2 separate regions of the Mus musculus genome follow, and region 2 is linked to region 1. A link is a contact called in ENCODE Hi-C or POLR2A ChIA-PET data. All regions are on one chromosome and are shown on one strand. The core of a region is the stretch at or near the end of the contact, and the rest is flanking DNA. Distances in the headings are between cores, read along the strand shown.

Region 1 (3,279 bases), core at 354-2,853:
CATTTCAGATCTCAGCTGGTTCTGGAGAGAACGTAGGAGAGCCCGGGCTTAGTACCTGGGAGGTGCAGGCCGGAAGATCAGGAGTTCAAGGTCATCCTGGGCTACATTCGATTTAGAGGCCAACCTGGGCTTGCTGACTGTGTCACAAAGGGAAAATCCATAGTAGCTGGGCGCACTCGGGAGGCAGAGGCAGGCAAGTTTCTATGAGTAAGAGGCCAGCCTGGTCTATAGAGTGAGTTTCGGGACAGCCCTGTCTGGCAAAACAAACAAGAGACAAAGCCATAATAAAATAAAAGGGAAGATGGGGGTGGTGAGGCTGAGCTGCGAGCTTGCTGGCCCGACAAGGGCGTGTCTGAGGGGGGTGGATGGAGAGGCAGCAGGTGGCTCCCCTAGGCCTGGAGACAGTTCAGGAGAGAGAGAGAAAGAGAGAGGGAGGAAGGGAGGGAGGGAGGGAGGGAGGGAGAGAGAGAGAGAGGGAGAGAGAGAGAGAGAGAGAGAGAGAGAGAGAGAGAGAGAGAGAGAGAGAGAGAGAGAGCAGGTGAGCCCAGCTTCCGCAGTGCCTGCCTTGGTCACAGGGATGTTGGATTTCTTTGATAACTTTTTATTGTGTTATGTGTGTGTGCATACGGTGTCCCTGCACATGTAAACAATGTGTGGAAGTCAGTTGTCTCTTTCCGCCATGTTGAATCCCGGGGATTCCACTCAGACAGTCAGGCATCTCTGCCAACAAGGACGCCATCTTGCCTGTCCAGGCCTTCTGTCTTGAGATCCACTCTGTGTAGCCTCGGGTAGCCTGCACCTCACAGTCCTCCTGCCTCAACCTCTTGAGTGCTAGGATTATAAGTGTACACCACCACACTGGTGTTTCACATCCCTTCTGGTGGCCTACCATACTTGTTTTGGGCTGGTTCCCTCCCTCCCCTGCCCTTCCCTTGCCTGCCCTGCCCTCCCTTTCCGTCCGTCCTCTCCTCTCCCATCTTCTGGACCCCTAATTTGCTTATCATATTTCATGCTTCCTGTTTTTCATCCCTTAATACTAAGTAAAAAAAAAGTCAGTTTTTACTTTACCTGGCTTATTTATTGATTAAAAGTCAATTTTTTAAAATTAGTGTTCTGTATGTGTGTGTGTGTTCACATCCGTGCACGTGCCATGGTTGATGCATGCGCAGATCAGAGGTCAGTCTTCAGGAGTTGGTTGTCTCCTTCCATGCAAATCCCATGGATGCAACCTGGCATTCTTGGTGGCATACACCTTCACCCATGAGCCATCCTGCCAGCCCTGTTTTTGCCTTACCTTTGTGCTCCTGACATATCTGAGCCTGGGGCTTCTCGTGGCTCCTATATAAATAAAGCAGGCAGCTTCCCAAGTACCTCACCGGGACTATGCTGGAGACAGGAGGGTCCTGTAAGCCGAGCTAGCTAGATTTTGGATAGCCCCACAGGCCAGCTCCCTTCCGTCTCCCGGGGCCTCTGGCTCAGAGTCCCTGCTTCTCTCCTAAGTAGATTAGGACCTGGGCCAGGAGGAGTCAGAAGAGTCTGGAACAAGCTGGAGGTCAAGAATGCCAGCTACTGCTGCCTGCCTGGCCCTGATCTGATTTGGGTCTGGGCAGCTGGGAGGCTGGGACTGGCCCAAGGGCTCAGAGGACGATCTGGCAGCCATAGCCGTCGGGCTCCCAGGCTAACGGATGTCTTGGCTGTGAGGGAATACAGTTATCCAGCAGTCGTTCCCCCCCCCCCCCCAGCACCCCATCAGTGGTGACTTAGGATCACAGAAAGACCAGGACAAAGCCACCAGCAGCCTCTTATTTTTCAGAGCATCCTGACCATGGTCCCTTTCCCATGTCTTTGAGTGGTCTGATGTAGACTCTTAGCGATACAGAGTTTTCTTTTATTTTTTCACTGTGGAGCCCTGGCTGGCCTGGAACTTGTTATATCAACCACGTTGGCCCCGAACTCAGAGATAGGCATGCCACTTGCTTCATGAGTGCTGAGATTAAAAGTATGTGCCGTTACACCCAGATGGTTTTTATTTTCATTATTTGTTTTGAGGCAAGGTCTCATAGCCAGGCTGGCCTCACACTCACCCTGCAGCAGCCAATAATGTCTTTGAATTCCCAATCACTGTGCCTCTATTTCCCAAATGCTTGGAATTATAGGTGTGCACACCTGGCTTGGCTTATTTATTTTATATTAATTTATTTTTGTGATATGGGGGATGGAATATAGGACCTTGAACTTGCCAGTCAAATGTTCTACCACTGAGCCACGCCCCCAGCCCCTCCCTGGGAGATGGTAGACTGGTAGTCTACCATTGAAACCATGCCTCTTGCTCCTCACTGTGGCATGTGGTCTGTGGCTGGGCCATATACACAGCCCTCCTTTTAAATCTTTTGTCATTGGTAGAGATGGAATTTCACTAAATTTCTCAAGATGGCTTGAACTTACTCTGTAGCTCAGGCTGTCCTTGAACTTGGATACTCCTGCCTTGGCCACCTCAGTAGCTAAGATAATGGGGAGGGCCAGTAGGTCCTGATAAAACCATTTTCCCCTAAATTTTTACTTATTTATTTTGATGTGTGTGTGCGCGTGCATGCGTGCGTGCGCACATGCGCTCGCACACACATACTCATGCCACCACATGCCTGTGGAGGTTAGAGAACAGCTTGCAGGGGTCAGTTCTCTTCTACCATGTGAGCCCTAGGGATCAAACTCAGGTCCATAGAAAGCACCTTTATTCTCTGAGCCATTTCATTGGCCATAAAACCCGTTTTTTCCTGTAGTCCAAGAGCAGATCTGAGCCTGTAGAGGAACTTTAATCCAGCAACTTGGTTATTCTGGCAAAGGATCACATCCTAAGAATTAGGTCTATATGATCTGACCGGAATGCAGACACGCCCTGGATTACAGTAAGATCTGGCTGGAATACAGACACACCCTTAGCATGTACCTTTAACCCCTAACAATGAAGGTAAGGTTAGTTTGTAGAACAAAGCAGCCATGTTTCAAAGTGATGTCTACTTGCGGGGCAGACAAGTAATGAATCAGGGAAAGATTTGATGGAATGAATGAGAGAGAGGACACACCGCACTCTCTGGTACAACACTGGAAAGAGAAGCTACTTAAGGTAGCAAGGCAGAGGAAGGTGTGCGTGTGGAAGTTTTACTGGGAAGGGTGGTAGAGAGAACGAGCTAGACACAGGTGAAGACAGAGAGAGCCAGAGAATGAGAAGGAGCCAGAAGATTAGAACAGACTGCCAAAAGTACAAGGCCAACCAGGGCA
Region 2 (3,428 bases), core at 821-3,320, 36 kb before region 1:
TGAACTCACGCCCACCCCCCTTACCCCTTACCCCCCAGCTGCCAGATCGTTGATATTTGCACTGGCTTTGGTGTCAAACTAGGGCAGGCACTGCACAAGTGGGTCAGAGGGCCTGGCTAGTAAGGCCTCAAGGCTTTATTAGGACTCTAGGGGCCCATCACCTATGGCCTTGTTTCTGATCCCTGGTGCTCTGCCCAAACCCCTCTGTGGGCACAAGGGCTCTTCTGGTTGGCTCACTGAGAGGAGGCTTGTGAGCCTGTCCCCAGAGATGGTCATCCAAGGTCACTAAATTGTCACTAAGGTCTGGGCTTAATGTGTATGCATGAGGAGATCTAGAAGGAGACCAGGTAGGTTCTGTCAGGATCTGGTAGATCCTTTTTTTGTCTTGTTTTGTTTTGTTTCGAGACAGGGTTTCTCTGTGTAGCCCTGGCTGTACTGGAACTCACTCTGTAGACCAGGCTGGTCTTGAATTCAGAGATCCTTCTGCCCCTGCCTCCCGAGTGCTGGGACTAAAGGCGTGTGCCATCACTGCCCGGCAGGATCTTGTAGATTCCTTTTTTTTATGATCACCTATCATGTAGCCCAAGCTGCCCTCAAACTCACGTTGTTGCTTAGGATGACTTTGTCCTCGAAGTCCTCGAGTCGGTTACTGTGCCATATCATCTGGTTTTATGTGGGGCTGAAGGTCAAACCCAGGGCTTCAAGCAAGCACGCTGGACAACCATTCTATACACTGACTGAATTATATCCCTAGTGAAACTGAGTGTTTTCACTTTTTGAGACAGGATCATATGGGCCAGCCAGGCTTCAAACTCTCAGAAATCCTCTTGCTTCAAACTTCTAGGCCCTAGGATTATAGATGAAAGCCACTAAGCCTAACTCTTTATTATATATATATATATATTACAGGGATTCTCTAAGTTCAGACTGGGCTAGAATTCTCTATGATGCTCAGTCTGACATGAACTCCCAATCCTCCTGTCTCCGTCTCCTGAGTGCTGAGACTACAAGCACATTCTATCATGTCCTGCATCTATTTACCTTTTACTTACTGAATTTGAGGCACAGTCTCCCTGAGTGGTTTGGGGACTTGTCTGGTACATGTCTCTCTGCTGTGCCTATCCCAGCAAAGGCCTAGCCAAAGATTCAGGGGACCACCTGGTTACCAACCAACTGCTGGGTTGACTTGGGACATATGGCTTTGGAGAGGTTGGAGGGGGAGGGTCCCCCAGTGTTCCCCTCCCCCATTTAGTAGTATACAGGAGGTCAGATGGATGGTAAAATAAAACTCGGGACCCAAAACCACTCTGTGTGGTTGTGCTCACCTGTAATCCCAGTATTTGGGAAGTAGAGGGTCAGAAGTGCAAGGTCATCTTCAACTACATAGAGAGTTTGAGGCCAGTGTGGGGTGTGCGAAACTATCCTAAAACAACAACAATAAGGGTTTTAGGGTGTAGTTGTATAAGTAGAATGGTTGCCTTACATACAGAAAGCTCTGGGTTCGAGTCTTCCCAGGTATAAACTATAATCCCAGCACTTGGAGGTAGAGCCAGGACGATCGGTTGTTCAAGGTTATCCTCACTTTTCAGTTCGTGAGTGTTCAGGACCCTAAAACAGTTTGACTGCAACCAGGGCTTTATGAGATTCCAAGATAAAAAATAAATAAATAAAAAGGCCTGGGCCAGGCCATCCAAGAGAAAAACCTGGGGTCCCTCCCTTCTGACCTTGGACACTCCAGGCATAAGAGTGACCAGGAGGGCAAACCACCTAGGGATCCTCCGGGCGTCCTCTGGGTGACCTTGATGTATTCTGATCTCTCCGGGGAGGGGGTTCTAATCCGTGGCTGGGGGAGTCTCGAGGCTCCGAGGTTGTGAGTCCTCCCCCACGGTGGCACGGGGCGGGCCGTGCGGGCTAATCCCGTATGTAAATGACAGCCAATGGAGGGTGGTGTTGCGCGGGGCTGGGATTAGGGCCGGGGCGAATGGCTGGCAATCTTACTGGGATTACAGAACAAAGAGAGAACCTCCCAGAGCCCGGGCTCGGCTTCGCGCTCGCTCCGCGCCCCGCCCTCCGCCGCAGCCCGCGCCGGGGGTGGGGGCCCCGCGCAGCCCCCGGCCGGCCGCCCGCACCGCGTCCGCCCTCCTTCCCTCCCTCCCTCTACTGATCCTGTCCCCCATTCCCGGATTATTAACTCAGCAACCAGAGGCGACTGGATCTACCGAGTCCTGGCCACCGGGCCCGGGCCGGGGCGCCCGGAGCGCTTGGGGATCCTGCAAGGTAAAAAAAGGAGAAAGTTTGACTGGGGGCGGGGGTGGGGGTGGGGGATGGGATGAGGGATGATGGAGATGGGGTGCTCTGGAGCTTGCTTTGGTTTTGAGCCCTTATTTTTGCACCCCCCAACCTCAGTGTGTTGTGTGTATGGGAGGTCCCTTCCCCTCCCCCTCCAGGTGTCTCAATTCTAAGGCCCGCCTTTTGGGGTGTGTGTGCACGTGATCGGGATTATAATTCGAGTTTGGAGGGGGATGGGTTGGGATGGTCAGCTTCTTCCCTCCGGATACCTGCTGGAATCGGGGAAAGCAGACACCCCTCTCACCCTCGAATTCCCTGGAGGTGGAGAGAGAAGCGCCCCACTGGCCTGGAGCCCAGCAGGCCTGGATACAGTTGGGCGAATGAGGTCAGTGGTGCTGCCCTGCCGGGGGAGGTTGGTGGAGGGGGCGTCGGAAAGAAGCTTTCCTCCCCCTCCCCCTTTTCCTCTCCTGTCCTCCAACGCTCAAGCTGAGTCCGAACACTGCCCCAGAGCGGCGGTTTTTTTTTTTTTTTTTTGGGGGGGGGTCATCCTGTAAAGAGGCTGGCTTGCATGGTGGGAGCCGGACCTCTTTGGTTGGTTGGGGGTGAGTCAAAGAGACTTAGGGTCTCTAAAAAAGGGGCACAGAGGGTGCCAAGGAACAAGTTTGAGGGAGCCTCGGCTGTGGGTGGTCTCTGAGTTCTTGAAGAGGAGGGGGAGGGGCCAAAGGGTGCTTAAAGTCTCCCCATCCGGAGTCTCTAGGAGTGATCGCGACCGGTGTGACTCCCAGCTTTGCAGCCAGTCAGGGGGCTGAGAGGGCGACTTTTTTCCTGGCCTCTAAGCCCCAGGGAAACGGGGGATGGGGGGGAGGACACCCGTGGCTCTCAGAGTTTGGCTGCTCTGTCAGGAGACTAGCGGAGACCAGCATCGGGTCTGGCGACCCAGCCTCCCTGGAGTAGACTAGAGGTGGCAGTTCCTGGGTCCCCTTCCTGGGGAAGTGAAAGAACTCAGGAGCCGGGCTCAGCGATGGAGTGTGTATCTGGAATGTGGGGCGTGAAGGCTGGTCTTCGGCAGGTTTTTAGAGGAGTGGGAATTCACAAGGGGCTTCTCTTCCGGCTCAGACTGCAGAGCTGCTCCTGGAAGC

The links. A loop is a pair of places that touch in the nucleus more often than their neighbours do. ChIA-PET counts read pairs that join two places held with the same protein, here RNA polymerase II (POLR2A).
Region 2: a loop to region 1 is called in a map of heart, with 1.9 times the contacts of the local background. The contact joins the promoter of Gtf2ird1 here to the enhancer-like site in region 1. A Hi-C loop is called at or near these places in 10 of 37 maps with a recorded cell type or tissue (T-helper 2 cell, adrenal gland, gastrocnemius and 3 more). POLR2A ChIA-PET finds 5 or more read pairs at or near these places in 4 of 5 experiments (Patski and embryonic stem cell).

What each region holds. Positions count from the first base shown.
Region 1 is chr5:134,419,540-134,422,818 of GRCm38, reverse strand. The region is part of intron 1 of Gtf2ird1 (general transcription factor II I repeat domain-containing 1); the gene reads left to right. Among named protein-coding and RNA genes, the nearest start is that of Gtf2ird1, 36 kb to the left of the region's middle. Within about 2 kb of position 1,603, at least 1 of the 3 ENCODE cell types and tissues checked has a DNase peak (open chromatin) inside an H3K27ac peak, as active enhancers do; it is heart, where a contact is called at or near this core.
Region 2 is chr5:134,455,358-134,458,785 of GRCm38, reverse strand. Gtf2ird1 (general transcription factor II I repeat domain-containing 1) reads left to right here and starts at 2,070. Exons shown (of 30, transcript NM_001081464.2): 1 at 2,070-2,277.